2 separate regions of the Mus musculus genome follow, and region 1 is linked to region 2. Evidence: chromatin loops called from intact Hi-C (ENCODE). Cell type or tissue: left cerebral cortex. All regions are shown on one strand. Links, peaks and the distances in the headings refer to the core of each region. The heading gives the core; the rest is flanking DNA.

The links. Peaks named below come from ENCODE experiments on the same cell type or tissue, not always from the same donor. Only the 100,000 strongest peaks of a DNase experiment are listed, where the experiment ranks them.
Region 1: a loop joins it to region 2, with 2.6 times the contacts of the local background. A loop is called at or near these places in 3 of 42 quality-filtered maps.

Annotation. Positions count from the first base shown.
Region 1 is chr11:79,423,350-79,431,368 of GRCm38, forward strand. It overlaps Nf1 (neurofibromin 1), which reads left to right. Exons shown (of 58, transcript NM_010897.2): 13 at 2,164-2,298; 14 at 5,229-5,342. Among named protein-coding and RNA genes, the nearest start is that of AU040972, 57 kb to the right of the region's middle. In left cerebral cortex, for the core only: a CTCF peak has its summit at 4,546 (motif pointing left); a DNase peak (open chromatin) is centred at 4,527.
Region 2 is chr11:79,219,823-79,227,841 of GRCm38, forward strand. Gm30470 (a long non-coding RNA gene) reads left to right here and starts at 4,863. Exons shown (of 3, transcript XR_880030.1): 1 at 4,863-5,132. In left cerebral cortex, for the core only: a CTCF peak has its summit at 4,801 (motif pointing right); DNase peaks (open chromatin) are centred at 3,817, 4,897 and 5,261; H3K27ac peaks cover 483 bases.

The DNA.
Region 1 (8,019 bases), core at 1,532-6,531, 200 kb after region 2:
TGTTAAGCAGCTGATTGTTCCTGACTTTATATAACCCACTAATGGCCATTAGATTGAAAGAGGTAATTGGACTTTCTCAAGTTTAGATTTCCTACTAGTCAATTATACTATAGAGCAAAATTTACATGTTAGTACCTGACATTAAACCAAAAATTACTTAAAAAACAATTACTGAATCAGATGTATTATGTATTGCTGGTTGTCCTCTGACTGTGTACTTCCTGTGCAGTGCCATGTCACTCTCCGTCACATCATAGTGAGTTTGTTCAGTAAAAGGCTTCACCTTGATTTCCTATTAGACCTTGAAACATACACATGCATGCACATGCAAGCACACACACATATCTATAGAGCAAACATTCCACAGAACTTATTAAATACATCTGACAAACATTTCCTTTAGTGTTGGAGAGTTTGGATATTTCATTTCTTAAATGCTTAAAACTTGAGCACTGTGTGTGTTGGGTGATATAGATATAGTCATCTTCAGTTGTTAAAAGAAAATAGCCTGTCTACAGAGACATTTGCTATGGTTGAATAAAGGCTTCATAGTCTGCCATCCCTGTATCTTTCTATGTACTCACTGTAGGCATCCAGGTCAAAAGTAGATTGTGTGTGTGTGTGTGTGTGTGTCTGTGTGTGTCTGTGTGTGTTAGTTAAAGGAAATAGACTGGAGAGGGATAGAGCGACAGTGAATCAAGAATGCAATTGTTAGATTTTTTTTTAAATCGACTAACATTCGGAATTATGTTGATCTATACTATCTCTGTAATTGAACTACATTTTCACCAGAGTTCTGTTTTATGAATATTCTTAGGCAAAAAGACAAATGCATGCATTCTATTAACTTAAAGAGGAAATGCCGTCAAAATAAAAGAGCAAGTTCCTAACTAAAGCCATGACTGCAGAGTTGCCTACAGAGACTGTTTCAGCAGCTCTAAAGAACATACCTTTACTTCTATCTGAAAGTGGATGTTTATTTTCCTTTGTGTGATATCGAGGATTCACAATAGTTTTTCATTTCTTTGTGTGATATCGAGGATTCACAATAGTTTTTCATTTCTTTTAGTCCAGCCAAGTGATGCATCTTACAGTGTATAGTGTATTTGTGTATGTGCATGTGATATATCCAGAGATCCATCCCATAATTAGCCTCCAAACGATGACACCATTGCATACACTAGCAAGATTTTGCTGAAAGGACCCTGATATAGCTGTCTCTTGTGAGACTAGGCCGGGGCCTAGCAAACACATAAGTAGATGCTCACAGTCAGCTATTGGATGGAGCACAGGGCCCCCAATGGAGGAGCTAGAGAAAGTATCCAAGGAGCTAAAGAGATCTGCAACCCTGTAGGTGCAACAACACTATGAACTAACCAGTACCCCAGAGCTCTTGTCTCTAGCTGCATATGCATCAAAAGATGGCCTAGTCGGCCATCACTGGAAAGAGAGGCCCATTGGACACGCAAACTTTATATGCTCCAGTACAGGGGAATGCCAGGGCCAAAAAATGGGAATGGGTGGGTAGGGAAGTGGGGGGGAGGGTATGGGAGACTTTTGGGATAGCATTCTAAATGTAACTGAGGAAAATACGTAATAATAATAAATATTTAAAAAAAAAAGAACATACCTTTACTTCTATCTGAAAGTGGATGTTTATTTTCCTTTGTGTGATATCGAGGATTCACAATAGTTTTTCATTTCTTTTAGTCCAGCCAAGTGATGCATCTTACAGTGTATAGTGTATTTGTGTATGTGCATGTGATATAAGTATTTGCTAATTTGAATTCTCTAGTATGTATATTCATGTGTGATATAGATACATTATTTTTCCTCTTACTATTTTCATATTTGAGAACCAGTTTTTGAACCCAAGAGTCAACTTGATATTATGCCTCTAGTGTTTTAGATTATTATTATTATTATTATATATTACTAGATTGTTATATAAGAATGATATAAATGCTATAAAACATTTTTAAAAAATGCAATATTAAATGTATGCTTGTTAGCTTATGTTTCTACCAGTATCATACATTTGGTGGTATGAAATGTTTTTTTTCAAAGCATTTTAAATAATTTCTTTTATAAAGTATAGCTATTATTCTGAATCTGATGTCTGATTGTTTCTAAGGTGATGCCATGTTTTTGATTTGTTATTAGAGTCTCACCTTTAAAGAAAAGGTAACAAGCCTTAAATTTAAAGAAAAGCCTACAGACCTAGAGACAAGGAGCTACAAATGTCTTCTTTTGTCCATGGTGAAACTGATTCATGCAGACCCAAAGCTTTTGCTTTGTGTAAGTATTTTTAATGAAATGCTTTGAAATTATTCCACTAATCTATTTGAACTGAAAGGCCAAAATACATTTAAATTATGAGTAACCTCTAAAACATTGCTAAGAAAGCCAATTCCAGGAATTCTAATATACTTAGATCACATTTTCTAACCGTTCCCTCCGCATTGAACTGTCCATAGTAGCATCATTTGCCCTTGTTCTGCATTATAATCAGACCTATTTCTGGGGTCAGGTGGGACAAATGACTGTAAAATCGGTGTGCTCAGCATCTGAACTGCTCACTCTTTTTGCTATTGCTAAGCGAGTTAACTTCTATAGCTAGCTCCCTGTGTGTTCCTTTGATCAGCCTTCTATTATCATTGGCTCTGCCTGTAACCATATTAGAAGAGAAAGTTAAAATGAGAGTGGTTAGTATCCAGTTATTGCCATAGCTCTGCTTTTTATTCCCGCAAATGGTATTATATTCCTGAGAGCTTCACTTTGGTGCACAGAGTAATAAAGAACTGATGTAAATAGTGTAACCAGGTGAGAGTAAAGGATTAAAAGCACAGGCTCTGGGGAAGGACTGCTTTACTTAGTCTCGGCACCTTAGGCTTCTCATCTGAAAAGGTAGGCAGTAATATAGTTCCTACCTCAGAGAGACCATTAAGAGTGAAATAGATTGTGTAAGGCTTTTAGGAACAATTCGTAGTGTATAGTAAGCAATAAAATTAGTTACTGCTATTTTTAGTAAGATACAGTTAGCGTTAGCATTCTTACTGTCCAAGTAAAACAGTTTGAATTGTTCACAGGATGGTCTGTTTAACTTTTATCAAGTCTCTATAGTCCTAGACTGTTGGGGTCGGCCTGCTGCTCTCATGTCTGGGTTCGAGCCTGGGAGGCAGCCTGGAACTGAAAAAGAAGAGGGAAACTAGGTGGACAAGAGAGAGATATGGAACCAAGACAGTATTCTGATCAAGGCTCAAATTTTTAATGGCAGACACGCTTTATAAAGGAGGGGGGAAGCCCATTCCTGCCAAATCATCCTTGGAGCCGAGCTGCAGGTGACCACGTGTAGGCGGACTCCCAGCAGGTAGCAGCAGAGGCAGTGGCTGAACAGCAGAGTGATCCAGGGAGGCAGGCTCCACCCTAGGTGATCTCCTTAGTGGCATAGCAAAGTCAAGGTCTGGCTCAGCTTGCTTCAGGCTTGGGGGAGGCTACACTAGGCCTATCAAGTCTCTAGACCATCAGGTAAAGCCTTCTGCTTTACTCAGTGTCAGGCTCATCCTTTGGTGCTTTATGGTTTTGCAGCTATGCTCTTCAAATTACTAAAATGAAGGCATTCATGACTAAGTGGCTGTGGTTTCAAGAATTCTATGAACCCCACGTTTTGAGTGTGTGTGCACACACGTGTTTTTGTTTGATTTTTGAGACAAAATCTTGCTGTGTATACTAGGTTGGCATTGAATTTATTATGTATGACATACTGACCTCAGATTTGTTGGGTATCCCAGGCTGGCCTTGAACTAGATGTTGCTGAGTGCTGGAATTACAGAAATGTACTGTCATGCCTCCACTCTAGAATTTTAAAAAATATTTACATATGAATAGTTTTTCTGATAATGAGAGATAATAGAGCCAGAGTGGATGAAGTTCCTAAAGTATGGGTTACCCCAAAAGAAGACCTATTATCTTTTTGTGTTTTTTGAAAAGTCCACCCAAATTTGAGAGTTTAATAGAATAAACAGTTAAATCTTTAGTTTGGAAAAGTTTTAAAAATTTTGTTAGTGGACTCTGAAAATTAACTTTGTTCTTTTGGTTTCTCGGGTGTGTGGCATGAACTGTGGTGACATCTCACTGTGCTTGCTACAGGATGCTAGGGTTACTCTGTTTACTTGGCTGCAGTTTTATGTTCACCAGTGAACCAGGGTCACCAGTGATTTTCATGTTAAATAGGTTATTGTTTGAAGAACAAGGGTTGAATTGTTTGAGGGAAAATAGTTTTTAAGTAAAATTTGCTGTCTTCCAAGAGTTATGGAATCCTTTTTACTTCCCTTGATGAGGATGATTGAACCAGAATCAGGTAGTTTTGTAAAGCAGGCAAAAGCTCCACCCCCGGCCTACTCCTGCGTTTTGTGGGCTTTGTTTTGTGTTTGGGGGAGTTGAGAGGGTGGGTGGGGTTTCCTTTGATAGGCTAATTGTCACTACCCAGGACAGCTGCCTAGCTTCATGGACAGTGCTTTCTTTGCTGCCATCTAGTGGTTAAGTGACTTTCCTCAGTAACCCAGGAAAGTAAAACAATATTGTACACATAAATTCTAAACCTTAGTTACTAGGAGAAATGTAAAGATGGTCTCCATCATGGGATCTTGTTGAAGTAATTTGATTGTGTCTTGTGTTTGTACCATCTTTGTCCTGGTTCCTGTCACTCTATGTGTTCCCAGCTACTACCATTTCTTACATTCCCCAATCATTTCTCTGCACTGTGTTAGAATGGTCTCTTTAAAGACTTTTGTCATGCCTGGTCCAACTTAAATATCTTTTAGCTAACGTTGCTCTTGGATAACAGGTAAGTGGATCTTTGAGTTCATGACCAGCCTGGTCTAGAGTGAGATCTGGGACAGTGAGGGCTATGTAGAGAAACTCTGTCTTAAAAAACAAAACCACCCCCACCCCCCCAACCCAGAATGTGAAGATTGACGGGGCCGGAGAGATGGCTCAGTGCTTAAGTACTTTCTGCTTTTTCCAAAGTGCCTGCCTTTGGTTCCCAGACACAGGCAGGCAGATCACTACTGACTGTAGCTCCAGCTCCAAGGAAGCCAACACTCTTCTGCCTCCATGGCCACCTGCACCCATGTCCTGTCTACACACATGCATATAAATAATAAATAATATATAAATAATAAATACAGTTATTAAAAGCAAAACTGAAGTTTGTTTTTCTCCTACAGAATCCAAGAAAACAGGGCCCTGAAACTCAGAGCAGTACAGCAGAACTAATTACAGGGCTCGTACAACTGGTTCCTCAGTCACACATGCCAGAGGTCGCTCAGGAGGCTATGGAGGTAAAGGAAGTGAATTCTGGGCTTTTGAAAGAAAGACTGTAACTGTCTCTGATCTTTTTCTGAGAACTTAATTTTTTAAGCAATTATTTGACTCTTTCTATGTGCTTTCTCTTAAAAATATATTTTAAAAATTTTAAATTGTTTGTGTGTGCATATGAAAATCAGAGGAAACTCAGGTTTCTGGTCTTGGATAGCAAATACCTAACCAGCTGTAGGTTATTCATTTGTTTTTTGAGACAAGATTTTTACGCTATTGTCCTGCCTGGTCTCTAAATCCTAAAACAATCCTCCTCCTTCAACTGTAATACTAGCTAGAATTTTAGTTGTATGTCACAAGTCATGTTGTATTTGAATTACATTGTGTAAAAAATTTTTGGAAGTTTGTAGTTTCTTTATTCCTTACTTTCTTTTTATGTCTGCATAATGGGGGTAGGGTGTGCCTGCACTCGCAGTGGCACGTCTGGAGATGAGGGGAGAGCCTGTGGCGTTTCTCTTCTCCGTCCACCTTTATATGGGTTCCGAGGATTGAACTCAGGTGCTCAGGCTTCTGTAACTGTTCCTTACTGCTGAGCCAGGTAGTGGATGGTAGACGTTCAGTGTGGTTTCTGTTTGAGGATTTCTACAAATAATACTATTAAAGTTACTGTATCATTTAATATTTCCATTAGCAGTGTATTGGTGTTTTGGTATTTCTCCATTGTTGATGACACTCATTATTGTTTGTTTTTAAATTATAGTAAACCTACTGTGTTAACAAAGGTGACTTTTTAAAAAATTATATTTGTAGCTGGATGGTTGTGGTGCATGCCTTTAATCCTAGTACTCAGGATACAGAGGCAGGTGGATCTCAGAGGCAGGCTAATCTCAACCAAGCCTACATAGAAAGACCCTATCTCAAAACAACAGAAAAATTACATTGACGTATTTATTGTATGGGAGGATGTGTGCATAGCACAGCATATAGGAAGAGGTCAGAGGGTAACTTGTAGGAGTTGGTTCTTTCTTCCCACCACTGGGTCCTAGGGATTGACCTCCCGTTGTCAGGCTTCTACTGACAGCAGTGCCTTTACTTACTGAGCCAGCTCATCAGCTTAGAGTTTACTTGTTTTTAAAATTATCTTTAATCTTTTTCTTTTTTTTAGTCCAGTTGTTATCCCCCTCCTGGTCCGCCCACCAACAGTTCCTCCTCCCATACGCCCCTCCCCCAGTTTTCAAAAGGATGTCTCCACCTCCAACCCACCCCAAGTCTCTAGAGGGTTAGTGTGTCTTCTCTCACTGAGGCAAGACCAGGCAGTCCTCTGCTGTATATGTGTCCAGGGCCTCATATCAGCTAGTGTATGCTGCCTGGTTGGCGGCTCAGTGTCTAAGAGATCTCAGGGTCTGGATTAGATGAAACTGCTGGTCTTCCTATGGGGTCACCCTCCTCCTCAGCTTCTTCTAGCTTTTCCCTAATTCAACCCCAGGGGTCCCCAACTTCAGTCCACTGATTGGGTATAAATATCTGTGTCTTGCTGCTTTTTGGGCCTCTCGGAAGGCAGCCATGCTAGGCTTCTGTCTGTACATCATAGCATCAGTAATAGTGTCAGGCCTTTGAGCCTGCCTTTGAGATGGATCCCGATTTGGGCTGGTCACTGGACCTCCTCAGAGTTTACTTTGAAGTGTTATTTTTGTACTGACAACCTAAACATACACCTTTAATCTAAATGAAATTTATTTTTTTATAATTAACATATACGACTAGTTTAAGACTTAAGAATATATTCAGCCCAGAAAGTTTCCTTTCTGCAGTTAATACTACCCTTATTTTGTTACCTCCCTTAAGTTAGGAAAAGAATTTTGACACTCTTGTATTGTCACACATGTTAGTTCCCTTTTCCTGGTTGTTGATGAATATTGCACTGGCTTGTTCACTAATGGGCTCAATTGGTAGACAACATGCACTTCTATTGAATGTCAGCCTTGTATTCCTTTGCCGTCCCCATCCCTTCTTACCCCGTGTCTTTCCCTTGGCTCCTTTGTAATAATTGATTTGCTTTGTTAATGTAATTAGTTTGCATTTTAAATAAATGAAATAAAGGTTTTTATTTTTAGTTCAGCATAATTGCTGTAATTGTATTGTGTTAGTGGTTGGTTTATCTCAAGGTTCCTCCTGTTTTATTCTGTTTAGTGTCCCATTGTATGAATATAGCACAACTTGTTTGCTCATTTATCTGTTGATGATCATTTGTGTTTTGCTTTTGGCTATTTAGAAGTACAGCTTTTGCTGGGTATGGTGGTGTATACCTTCATTCCCAGCATTCAGGAAGCAGAGGCAATTGTAAATTTGAGGCTAGCCTGGTCTACATGTCGAGTTCCAGGCCAGCCTGCTACAAAGTAAGGCTCTGTCATCAAAAATGATGATGATGATGAAGAAGGAAAAAAATTGATAGCCTGTAGGTACACACACACACAATGTGAACAGATTTTTTTATTTTTCTTGAGTAAATTCTAACTGAGGCAAAAATCTTACTGTGTGGTCTCAGAAGAGATATAGCATAGCTATAAGAACACTGGAAGAAAGATAGTACAAGCATAGAAAAGTGTAGTGTAGTACATAGAAAGTAAAGGTGTCTTATTTATGTGTAAGGATGTGTATCTGTGAATGTATGTGCACGTGTGTGTGGGTACCCAGGGAGGC
Region 2 (8,019 bases), core at 1,794-6,793:
TGGCTTCTCTGTGGATTGCAGGAAAAGCTTTCATGGTGGACTAAGGACCAGCAGCTGCCTGGGAACCTTCCAGGTTCCAGCACCAGACCAGTACTAGAGGCACACAGCTTTAGCTCCTCAGAGTGTGGGTTTCTCTGGAAGATATAGGCTTCTTGGTTCATGCAATCAAAATGTCCAGCTTGGTTCCTCCCTTAGGATAACTGGGTCCCATGTCCAGGCAACACCTCAAGGCCAGTTCCAAAGCTTCCAGAGAGGATTTAGTGGCACACCCATTTAATCCCAGCACGCAGAAGGCAGAGATAGGTGGATCTATGTGAATTCGAGGGCACTCTGGTTTACATAGAGAGCTTCAGGACAGTCAGGGCTGCATCGAGAGACCCTGCCTCCAAAAAAAAAAAAAAAAAAAAAAAAACTAAAATGACTCTACAGATGTTTGCAACAGCACTGCTCACAGCACTCCAATGATGGAGAATAGTAATTCAAACATCTTGTCAATGGATAAGTGATGCAATTACTACTTGAGAAAAACAACTTTCAAAAGCAGGGAGGATTTTCTTTGGCACATAGTACCAGAGCATATCTTTCTGGGCATTCCATGAGTGGCCTGCTTTCTAAACCCAACCTCCTAAAGTTTCTACCACTTCCCAAAATAGTCCCACCATCTATGAATGAAACCTTCACTACCAAGACATTTTGTAGTCAAGCTACAATAAAGGGAAGAAACAAATTGTGATGAATCTACATAATGAAATATTACTCAGCCATAAAAAAGAATAAGCCAAGGCTGACAATATAGCTCAATGGTAGAGCACCTGCCTATAATATCTATGTGGCAGTAGACTCAGTCCCTGGCATTTTCCCTCGCTCCCAAAAGGGATGGGTTACCCACACATACTACAACATGGGTAGACCTTGTGTGTATTACACAAAACCAAAGAGACAAAACCTAAAAGAGAACCTGTGAGACGGCCCATCTAGTGAAGGTGCCCAGGAAGTAAACACATTCATCATGTAGGCCCAAGGGCCTGAGTCGGATCCTGGAAACACATGTAAAGGTGACAGAGAGAACCAACTCCATAGAGTTGTCCTCTGCCCTCCACACGTGCATCAGGCAGGCATGCATACACGCACACGCACACGCACACACACACATCCCACAAACACCCACAAACCCACACACACCCTCCACACATATCTCATCTCCCACACGCATACCTCACACACATACCCACACACACCCCACAAACTCTATACCCTACAAACCCCAGTGCCCTTAACTGCTGAACCACCTCTCCAGCCCCTAAAATGGTGTTTATTTTACAGGCTGTGCCTTGCTCTGAGATAACCCATTTTACAAGCAGCATCTGACTCCATTTTGAATGCAAACACAGAGGCAAGATGGTCTATACCTTGTTGGGCATGTAGACAGCTGCCCTCAGAGCACAGGTGATAGATAATAAGTTATTCCTGCTGGAGAGACAGCTCAGCAATGGCTGCTCTTCCAGAGGACCTGGGTCAGATCCCAGCACCCACATGGTGACTCACAACCATCTGTAACTCCAGTGCCAGGGGATCAACATCCTCTTCTGACCTCCTTGGGCACCAGGCACATACCTGGCTCGTAGACATACATGCAGGCAAAACACTCATAAATATAAAATAAATAAATCTCAAAAAGAAACATTTTAAGCTGCACAGTGGTGGCACATGCCTTTAATCCCAGCACTCGGGAGGCAGAGGGAGGCAGATTTCTGAATTTGAGGCCAGCCTGGTCTACAAAGTGAGTTTCAGGACAGCCAGGGCTACACAGAGAAACCCTGTCTTGAAAAAACGAACAAAAAATTAAAAGACAGACAAGAAAAGACAAATTTAAAAGTGCCAACTTTAAACTTATCAAAATAACTCATGAGCATGTTCAAATCACATCAGGAAACCAGCTGTGAGAACTTAACAAAATGCACAAGCAGCACCCGTTGGCCCCCATAAAGAGGAAGACACTCCACGCTCCCATGGCAACAGCCTCCTCCGACCTATCATCTTAGTGCAGGAATTAGGTTCAAAGCTTGTGCCCTGGCTACCCTGTTGGGTGATGGGAAGCCAGGTGCAGTCTCATGTTCTCCACGAACCAATTAAAAGCCAAATTAATAGGGAAAACAGAAAAAGGAGGTGTAAGTGAGAGGCCAAAGCTTTTAAGTTCAAACTCCATTTAGAGAACCTGACCGAAGTTTGAACTCAGGTAAACTAACAGGCCAATTCTTAGCGTTAGTTTCCAAGTTATCCCCCAACAAAACCTGAGCCTAGCTCTGGTCTCTACACTAATCCCCAACAAGACCAGCATCTCCAGGTTACACCCCCAACAAGACCAGGGTCTCCAGGTTATTCCCCCAACAAACCTGCACCCCAGGTTACAAGCCCACCTTCTACCTAGTGACTACCAATGCAGAGGGGAGCAGAAATTAAGTTTATGTTCTGACTCCCAGCACCAGCCAATTACGTTAAAGGCCACAGGAGCTTTCCAATTAGATGCTTGCACACGTACTCCCTGCTGGTTGCTTACTATAAAGCCCTGTCCTAATAGACATTCGGGGCTCTCCCACCACCAAAACCGTCCTGCGTGACAGTGGTACATTGGAGGGGCTCAAGCTAGCACGAATAGAATAAAGACCCTGCTGTGAGTTGCATCAGATTGGCTCCTGTCTGTTTTATTTTTTTTTTTGGGGGGGGGGGGTCAGTAACATTTCCCTGGCACTACAGTAATCAATGTGGTCACATTGGGAAAAGAGACCAAGAGATCCAATGGCCTCCCAAATCTACCTTCAGGGTCCTTGCAAGAGGATGCTGTTTAAATAGAAGGCAACAACTATGATGACTAAGCAGTCTCTGGTTCAGATCTGGCAAAGCCATCCGATTCCAGGATCCCACCATTTCCTTCTCCTAACATACAGTTCCTAGGGGGTATGCCTGTCCCCTGGATGCCATTTAACAGTCCAGATAGCCACAGTGAGGGGCAGGTGTCCCCTGGGATAACTTCATTCCTCCCAGACCGGCTGACTAAGTCTGACCCTTGTCTGTCTTTCACATCTATGGTCTCCATTCATCGCGCTTGGACACCTTGACTGGGCCTGGAGGCTCAGCTCCACCCTGACCCTGCAGTCTTCGCCCAGCACTTCCAGAGGTGTTCGTTTTCTTTTTTTCTTTTCTTTTTTTTTTTTTTGTGTGTTTTGTTTTTTGTTTTTTGTTTTTCAAGACAGGGTTTCTCTGTATAGCCCTGGCTGTCCTGGAACTTACTCTGTAGACCAGGCTGGCCTTGAACTCAGAAATCCACCTGCCTCTGCCTCCCAAGTGCTGGGATTAAAGGCGTGCACCACCACTGCCCAGCAGGTGTTCATTTTCTAACCACTGTGTACTGTATGATCTGAGCGTTAATATTACTAATTGATTGGAATGGCTAGCGAGATGGCTCAAGGTGTAGAGGCCCCTGACATGCAAACCTGGTGACGACATAAAGTCAGAAAGAGTCAACTCTACAGAGTTGTCCTCTGACCTTTACATAGGCACCATAGCACATGCCTACTATGATGGCTGAAGGGAAGTTTTAAGTTTAGATTACTGTAATAAGAGATCTATAAAACAAAAATGCCTTTAACCTGTAAGCCCCACTTGCCCAAGATATACTTCCTGGAATGCTGGGAACTGCTGTACATGCGAAATAACAAGTCACATGTTTTTACTTCTATAAACAAGCTTGGTTGCATCAACCACACAAGATGTGCTTGATCACATGTAGGTGGGCGGGACATAGACAGGAAGTATGCCAGGATGTGTGCTTGTCCCTGATTGGGTGACGGCAGGAAGTATGTGGCCTTGTAGCTTTTGCTTTAGTAAGGCCTTTGACGAACACAACCAGTGACCAAATGGGAATCCCGGATACGGACCTGGCTAATGTCCATCATCCAGGCCAGCATGTAATGAAGCTTGCTTCACACTTGGCTCAAAAATGGTGATAATGGCCCCAACACACACACCACATAACTTCCTACACAGTCTATACCTCCCCCCACAACTTTACATTCACAAATAATAAAGAGTTTAAAGTAATTAAAATTGGAATAAAAGAATTTGTGCTTCAGTTGAGAAAGACATAGAAGGCTTCTGTGACAACCTCTCCCTTCCCCCCCCAAAAGAAACAGTCTCGACAGGAAACCAGGGAAGAGAACTCTCAAAAATTGTCGTAAGGGGGCTGAAGTGGCGCTCTCCACAGCTGATGGCTTCTGGCGGTGTGGGGAAGGACTCCATTTTCTTTAAGGGGCTATCCACTGGAAGTTAGACCATGCTCCAGTGAGGATATGGACAACACAATGGACTTAGTATTTTTTTTCTCTTTTTTTTCTTTCTTTTTCTCCTCCTCCTCCTTCCGGTAAGATACCAGGGTGGGAGCAATGGGCCTGAGAGGACTGGGAAGCATGTGCTTGGAGTGCGTTATGTGAAATTCCCAGATAATCAATAAAAATATTATACTGGTGGGGTGAGGAGCAAACCCGTGCTTGCCTTTGCCAGCTATCAAGGGCAATGGAGGGACTTGGGAAATGACTGCCAACGAGATCATCATAGCTTGTGGGGGTTTGTTTTGTGTTTTGTTTTTTTGTAATTCAAATTCTGACAAGCTGAAAAAACATAAAAGTGTGTCCATCCATCCAAGTTTTTAAAGTAGCACACTCACACCAGCTAGTGGCACACTCAACGTTGGGGATCATCTTGGGACCCGCTTCCTAAGCCCTGTAAGCTTCCCCATGGCCACTAGGGGGCAGTGCTGCACGGAGTCCCGCTTCCAGCTACCCTAAAAAGGCCCCTTTCCCCTCCAGCTGAATGTAGCTGGGCGAGTCTGGAAGGCCTCTGTCCCAGGCGGCAGCAGAGAAGCTCCTGACTCACCACGGATGCTGGCTCTGGACCCACTGCTGCCCCCGGGGCTTGGCAGGTTGCACTGGAAAAACTGGGTCAGGCATGTGGCCTAGTTTGCTGGTTCGCAGCACAGGCCAGGGATGAACCTGGGAGTGTGAAGGGCGTCTCACTTTACTCCCTGGCTCAATCAAGTGACAGATGTCTGAGGAGTCCCTACTAAGTGCCAGGCCTAGGTGAGTAAGGGGACATACAGACAACCAATTGCGAATGCACTTTTAAAGCCCAGGTCACAAGAGTTCGCTCGGTGTCATCTCAGGATCCCCCGGCTGGGCTGCCTGGGCAGGTCACCAAGTCAACAGTCTTCCGTTCAGATCCGCAGTTTGACTGCCCAGTGTGGAAGGCGGGTCCTGACGCAGCTTCCTGTTTCTTGTCCAGCTGAATCCTACCTCTTTGACACTCTGGGGCAGAGCTTTCCCAACAGAAGGTTGTTTGAGCAGACCAGAAAAGGCAAGAACTTCCAAGTCAGTCAGACAGACAGACAGACAGACAGACAGACAGACATCTCCTGCTTTCTTAGGCTAGGGAGGGTCAGGTGTGTTTATAAGAAAAGACACTTGAGACTTTTCCAGACAAAGAAATTATAGAAAAAAAGAATTTACTGAATGTGATGGCTAACCTTAGCTGTGAACTTAACTATATCTAAAATCAACTAAACCTCAAGCAACTAGGCATGCCTGTATGGGGGGTTTTCTTGATCAATCACTTAAGATAGGGAAACACACCCTAAATTTGGACCAGCACCGGATTGGAACTGCAGCCTGGCAGACAACTATAGGATTCTTAGCCTTTCCACTGTGAGACTGCCATTGTTGAACTCTCCAGAGCACAGCCTGTGAGCCACTCTAATAAATCATATATAACTACGGGATTCCTAAAGAGATGCTGGTCTTCCACTGGAATCCCAAAGGAGTAAGTTCTAATACCAGGGGCTTCCTCAGCTGCAGGCTAGATGAGCTTGTCAAAGAAAGTGAGGACAAGCAGCCCCACAGCAAGTTTCCTTCTTCTTCATCCCAGAAGATGTGGCCCAAATAGCTGTTGTCACTCTGGGTGGTCTAACATCCACGTGTTCTGCTCCTGGGCACTGGCCTCTCCCTGAAAGCTCTGTGACCCGAGCCTGCTGCTACCTCCTCTCCACTCGGTTCCTCTGCAGTCACAGTCACTGTCTCCCCACAGCCCTTGCTGTCTCTGTGAAGAACATCACAGGGAGGCAAGAGAAGACCTTTGGGAGAAACCTTTGCTGGGCCTTATGCCGCAGTACCACAAGACAGCACAGGACAGCCTCTCCAGCTGGTCAGCAGAGGCTGCGGTTCTAGAAGCCTCTCTCAGATACTGTGCGACTTGCTTCTGCTGCATAGGAAGCTGGGGTGAGGTCATGGCACATTGTAATCAGTTTCATGGGTTTTTGTTTTCTTTTAGACGAGCTGGACTAGGCTGCTGGGGTGGGACGTGCATGATGCGGTCACTACTGCCTGGTACCATCCACAGCTCCGTTCCATGAGTTCTCTCTTTCTTTTTTTTTTTTTAAGATTTATTTATTTATTATATGTAAGTGCACAGTAGCTGTCTTCAGACACTCCAGAAGAGGGAGTCAGATCTCATTACAGATGGTTGTGAGCCACCATGTGGTTGCTGGGATTTGAACTCTGGACCTTTGGAAGAGCAGTCGGGTGCTCTTACCCACTGAGCCATCTCACCAGCCCCTCTCTTTCTTTTTTTATATTTGTATTGACTCATGCACTTATTTTTGTGCATGTGTGTGTATGATGAGTGTGTATATATTCACGTGTATGTGAGGACAGGTTTGTGACTGCCACAGAACACTCTGAGGATCAGAGGACAGCCTTGGGCATTGGTCCTCTCTTTCCTCCTTGGTTTGAGGCAGGGTGTCTGTTCCCAAGCTGGCTGGCCCTCAAGCTTCTACAAGACTCTCCTGTCTCTGCCTCCCACCTCACCACATGTAGTGAGAACTTTGATTTCTTTAAAACACAGAAATGGTAGGTGAATATGTTTTTGTTAATCCCAGGTGTGGGATATGGGGCTGCTTCAGACTGTCCGCAGCAGCTAACCATGATTTGTCTCGTGCTCTGGCAGGGGCATGATTTTGCCACCTTAAGATAGTTTTTTGGGGGCTGGAGAGATGGCTCAGTGGTTAAGAACACTGGTTACTCTTCCAGAGGTCTTGAGTTCAATTCAGCAACCACATGGTGGCTCACAACCATCCGTAATAAGATCTGACACCCTCTTCTGGAGACATCTACTGTGTACTTAGATATAGCAACCAGAGCAAGCGGGGCAAAAAACAAACAAACAAACAAAACCAGACTGGCCAAACAACTGGCTGTGCCTCTTTCTGACCCCTTAGGACTTTCCCTTCCCCTCTGGCCACTTCTTTCCTGACTTGGCTTTTTCAGACAATCCTCACAATTTGAGTCATATCTGCCAATCATCTGGACTACTACCGCTGCTGCTGCTATTACTACTACTACTACTGCTACTACTACTACTACTACTACTACTACTACTACTACTACTATTCTCACAGTGACAGACCTCCTTAGCCCCACTCTTGTCCTGTTCTGCCCCAGCCAGCACTCCCATCTAGCTGTTCCCTCATCTGACCCACCTGCTCAAGTCTGAGGCTAGCCCCTCCTAGTTGTGGTCAGGGCCTGGCACCTGTGAAGTACCTCAGCTCACAGCCACTTGCTTACTGTATAGACCAGACTGACTCACAGAGATCCACCTGCCTCTGCCTTCTGAGTGCTGGTACTACAAGTGCGCACCGCCAAGCCCAGTTTATGGGATGCTGAGGATACTAGAGCTTCATGCATTCTATTGAGCTCCAGTTTCGGCCCTGAACTTGCTTTCACACATTTTGGTTGGTCCTCATTGTAATTTCCAGGAAGGTCTCACAGATGCCCAGGAAGGTCTCACAGATGCTCAGAAAGGTCTCACAGATGCTCAGAAAGGTCTCACAGATGCTCTGGCTCCCAACTTTCCTCATCCTCCCTTCCCCTTGACAGCCTGTTTCTGCCATCTTTTATTCTTGGCAGTACATATAAC